Regions from separate parts of the Homo sapiens genome. Here region 1 is linked to region 2. A link is an interaction called in ENCODE POLR2A ChIA-PET data of the cell type or tissue named here. Cell type or tissue: CD4-positive, alpha-beta T cell. All regions are shown on one strand.

Region 1 (2,500 bases), 110 kb before region 2:
ACTTTATTTGAATGTAATTATTTGTATTTATTTATTTAGAGACAGCCTTGATGTGTCACCCAAGCTGGAGTGCAGTGGTGCCATAGCTCACTGTAGCCTCCAACTCCTGGGCTCAAGAGATCCTCCCGCCTCAGCCTCCTGGGCAGCTGGGACTATAAGCATGCTTCACCACATCCGACATTTTTAATTTTTTAAGTTTAAAATAAAAATGTGATGTTTTGTATTCAGTCTGTGAGCTTCGTCGGTTTACAAGATGTGTTTCCATTTGGATGTTTTATCTAATCACTTTCTTTAAAAAAATTTACATTTCCTCATGCTGCTTTGTCTAAAATCGTAATGTTAAGTCTTATTTTTGTCTTTCTACACATTTCTTCAGTTTTTCCCTCTCTCCTTCCATTCTCTCTGGGTGCTCACTTTCCTGACTAACTTAACTGCCTGTGGCTATTATACACTGCATTGGGACGTCTTTGGAATGGCTGCCTTCCTGCTGGGGCGACTAAATTCCCTGGAGGTCGCCATCTTCAGACTTTTTATAGTACTCCTTGCATCTGGTACCTGCACAGCATGTGCTGAAAATTTTTTCTTGGTCATGATGGACCCTCTTCCCTTGAAAGCCTCAAAGCTGCAGTCTTGGATTCTTTGTTCCTGGCACCTCAACCTGCATCTTTTTATTACCCCTCAGGTTTTAGGAGTATCAAGTCCACCTCAAGTGGTAAGCCTAAATTTGTTTTTTTTCTGTTGTTGTTTGTTTCTTGTTTTTTGTTTTGTTTTGTTTTGTTTTTTGGGACAGGGTCTCACTGTCATCTAGGCTGGAACACAGTGGCATGATCATAGCTCACTGCAGCCTGGGCTCAAGGAATCCTCCCTCCTCAGTCTCCTGAGTAGCTGAGACTACGGGTTCACACCACCACGCCTGGCTTATTTATTTCTCATTTTCTCATAGAATGAGGTCTCACTATGTAGCCAGGGCTGGTCTTGAACTCCTGGGCTCAAGTGATCCTCCCACCTCAGTCTCCAAAGTGCTGGGATTACAGACATGAGCCACCACACCTGGCCCTAAGTTTCTTACTATGTGGGTGTCCTCTAACTTTTCACATGTGCTTTCCACATCTTTGATCTTTTAACTCCCTTCTCTGAGTGCACAAAATAGAGAAAAGAGCCCTGGAAGGTGGGGCCAGGAGACCAAAGTTTACCCTGGCTCTGCCACCAGTTTACTGAGTGGCTCTAGGCCCAGGTCCTCCTCTATGTCATGAACATGAGCGCTAGACCCCACCCCACACACTCCCACTGCCAGTGCTGGTGCTTGGCAAAGACCATCACATCCTCCTCTTTACCCATGATTCATATCTTCAGTTGTCCCCCCTCACCCGAATCTTTCCTTCAATCCATCAGCTTTTTAAGATATTAGTATAGTCTATTTTCCAGGCTTTGTTGTTTAGCTCTTGTTCCACTTTTCCTGCCTTATCCTCTTATATCCTTTTGATTCTTTCAATCAATATTCCAAAGCATAAAAATAAACCTAGTTTCTTTCTACTTCTTCTCCCTCTTCATTGAAATTACAACTCAAAACCACCACCCTCTTGCAGAGCTTTATGAATTAGTAGTTGTATCACCATCTTGAGAAGCAGAGACAAAGCTTGGTAGCGCAGAAAGGACACAAGCCTCAGAGTGACAAGGACCAGAATTGAATCCCCCTCATGATCGAGTCTCAGTTCCTTCATCTGCATAATGGAGACAGTAACAGTTCACACTTGCCCATCGCACAGTCCTGCCCCGCCCCACCTAGTCAGAGCCGACAACGCAGCTTGTCCCCAGGATCCATTCCTTCCATAGGTGACACTCCTGCCCCCAGGCCCTCTGGTCATCCTTCTCTGCCGCCCTAGGCTCCCACTATCTGCACCTCATGGCTGTCCCCACTCTGTTCTGGCCTTCTCAATGAATAAAAGCTCCCTGTGGAGAAACAACAGGGAGATGTCGGGGGAAGAGGCCAGCCAAGGAAATGGAGGGAGTTGAAGGGCAGTTTTTTAGCTCCATAAATTTCTGCGGGTGGGGGCTTCCTAGAAAGCTGGGCTTCATCTTCCATCTGCTATAGACTGAATGTTTGTGTCCCGCAAAATTCATAGGTTAAAATCCCAATCCTCAAGGTGATGGTATTAGGAGGCGGAACCTTTGGGAGGAAATTCATGAATGAGCAGAACCCTCATGAATGAGATTAGTGCTCGTATGAGAGAGACTCAGAAGAGCTTCCTTGCTCCTTCAGTCATGTGAGGACAGAGCAAGGTGATAACAACTATGAACCAGAAAGCAGGCCACATCAGACTCTGAATCTGCCAGTGCCTTGATCCTGGACTTCTCGGCCTCCAGATCTGTGAGAAATAAATTTCTGTTGTTTTTAAACCACTCAATCTATAGTATTCTTTTTTTTTTTTTTTTTTTGAGATGGGGTCTCACTGTGTTGCCCAGGCTAGCCTCAAACTCCTGGGCTTAAGAGATCCTCCCA
Region 2 (2,500 bases):
CCTGGAAAAGGCCTGAAAAAGCTGCATAATGATTATTTTAGAAATGCAGTGCTTAGACAAAACCTGCCCCACTGGTGGTCACCCTGATCTCTTTGCTATTCTTTTTAATGAGTTCATAATCCTCCGGTTCATCTCACAGTGTTCTTGTAGACTGCATATTTTTCGGAGTTTTTCCCAGACCCCTTGGGGCAGTGACGTGCGGAGGGCAGGGAGCACTCCGCACCAATCAGGCAGAGGGTGGTGCCAGAGGGAAGGTGGAGGGAAGAGTTGTTTGCCCAGCACTGTGCTAGGCCAATTTTTGTATATTTTTTTCTTTAGTGCTTTTCAATAGCTTTGGGGGAGAAAGTTTCCACATCTGTAAAATATGGATAATAACTGAGGCTTAAAGAAGTTAAGTAACTTTCTCAAGTTTATGTAAACAAGTTTCATTGCTAGAAATCAAACCCTGGAAACTACTGACTGAAAGGTCATCCTCTTTTCCTAGTACCATATGCCACATCATATGTAAAACTTTTGATCTAGTCCAAACATACTTTTTGGGTAAGTGATTCTTAAATTTGGTTTCTGGTATTTTTCAGTAGGTTTTAGAACTCAAGGCTGCCTTTAACGATGCAGGAGAGATACAGGACTTTGGACAGGACTCTGGAGAGGAGGGTAGCGTTAGGTATTGGAGTCTGAGAATTGCAGTGATGACAGGCACCAAGCTCCTAGGCCAGCCCATTGGAACCAGGGGCCAACATAACTACTGTCCCAGTCCAGGGTCAGAACTTGGAAAACTCAGTGCCGAAGCATAAATGTTAACCAGAGGTCCTTGGGGAGTTGGGGTGGTGTGGGGACATGGACCTCTAGCTTAAGAATATCTCCTGGCTGGGCGCAGTGGCTCACACCTGTAGTCCCAATACTTTGGGAGGCCGGGCCAGGAGGATTGCTTGAAGCCAGGGATTTGAAACCAGCCTGGGCAACAAAGTGAGACCCCATCTCTACAAAAAATTAATTTAAAAAAGAATATCTCTTATATGTTATGCCAATTGGAGATTATAGATCTCTCCTTTTCATAGAATAGTCTCTTCTTATAATCCTCGATTAAAGCTTGAATTTTTATGTAGTTTTTTTGGATAACACTTATCTGGACCTCAGTTTTTGAATCTACAAAATGATAATTTGGGTTTATTGTGATGAGGAAATGGGAACATGTATGTAGATGACTTTTCTTCACTGTAGACTATTCATACAGATATGAGATGGGTATGAGACCCAGGATCCCTAAAAACAGATTGGTAAGAAAGGCAGTGTAGTTGTTGGGCAAAGGGAACAGTGATTTTTAGAGTGTGGAAAGCTCTAGGAGAAGGAGGGAGACCAGAGTGGGGATGCTGCACTGGAAGTGAGGTGGAAGGCTTTAGATTTCCTGGTGAGTAATCGAGGTCTCTGAGTGCCTGGGGTTGAAGGTTGAGGGAGTTCAAAGACTTGATGCTGACCTGGGATCTTACTGAGACCAGTCGCTGCCTGTGTGCGTGAGGATACCACCTTGTGCAATCTAGTTCAATGGTGTGTCACCAAGAGCCTGACCTGACACCTAAATGTGACGTAGTGTCCCTTAGAAATCATGTCATGTGATGTAACGTTTAGCTTGAGTCCTGTATTAGAACCAGTGCAACTGGGGATTGGCTTGAGGCAAGTTCCCAACTTGAAACAAGTTGGGAAACCAAGGCACCAAGAGAAAAAGTTACCCCTACAAGTCTGGACTATTCAAAACTGAAGCTGAAAGCAACCTTCTGACTCTGACTTTCTTATACTCTTACCCCATTTCTTTTCTTTTATCAAAACATGGTATTACCAAGTTCCCAAGAGCGAATTATAATTAAAGTAACCACAGTGTAAAGCTCATCAACCCAGAGTCTCGGAATGAGGTGGAGAGAAGCTAGTTAGAGAAGAGGTATTATGTAATGACCTAATTATGAGGCCTGCCATCTGCTTAGGAGTCACGCCTGCCTGGTTAGGATTCCCTGATTGTGTTTTTTAAGGAAGATGCTAGATTGTTAAAGGGGGTAGGGAGAGAAGGTAACTATACCAGAATCATTAGGGCCTTTCTTGAAGGAGGCGGGTGGGTTTTGCGGGGAGGGAGATGAAGCAGCCATGGAGGGCTCCTAAGCAGATGTTCCCCATTAGCTTGGAGAGCAGTGTAGAAGGTTAATTATTCTGTAAAAGAGGTTCCTTATTAGGGAAGGGTGGTCAGGTGAAGCTGGCTATCAGAACATGGCTGATACCCCAGGTTTACCTGGAGAGACAACTAAGACATTTTTTTTCCATTCAGGGGAAAGAGTGAGAAATCCACTTTATTTTTTTAAGTGGACATTTTGTGCTGTGGATGAAGATCCGTAGCTTGAAAAAATATCCAGAAACTTGAAAAAGTGGAACGAAGTCAACTTAGAATAGAAACACAAACCACAATGCTCATGGCACCTAGTGAGTTGCCTCTAAAGGGACTCAGGGCCAAGAATCA

Evidence for each region. ChIA-PET counts read pairs that join two places held together with the same protein. Peaks named below come from ENCODE experiments on the same cell type or tissue, not always from the same donor. Only the 100,000 strongest peaks of a DNase experiment are listed, where the experiment ranks them.
Region 1: POLR2A ChIA-PET joins it to region 2 with 6 read pairs; 7 of 35 experiments call an interaction of 5 or more read pairs at or near these places.

The regions. Positions count from the first base shown.
Region 1 is chr2:69,697,915-69,700,414 of GRCh38, reverse strand. It overlaps a transcript of ANXA4 not described here. Among named protein-coding and RNA genes, the nearest start is that of ANXA4, 43 kb to the left of the region's middle. In CD4-positive, alpha-beta T cell, no CTCF peak of the experiment used is centred here; no DNase peak of the experiment used is centred here; H3K27ac peaks cover 333 bases.
Region 2 is chr2:69,583,727-69,586,226 of GRCh38, reverse strand. All of the region lies in intron 2 of AAK1 (AP2 associated kinase 1), which reads left to right. Among named protein-coding and RNA genes, the nearest start is that of AAK1, 59 kb to the left of the region's middle. In CD4-positive, alpha-beta T cell, no CTCF peak of the experiment used is centred here; a DNase peak (open chromatin) is centred at 1,526; H3K27ac peaks cover 316 bases.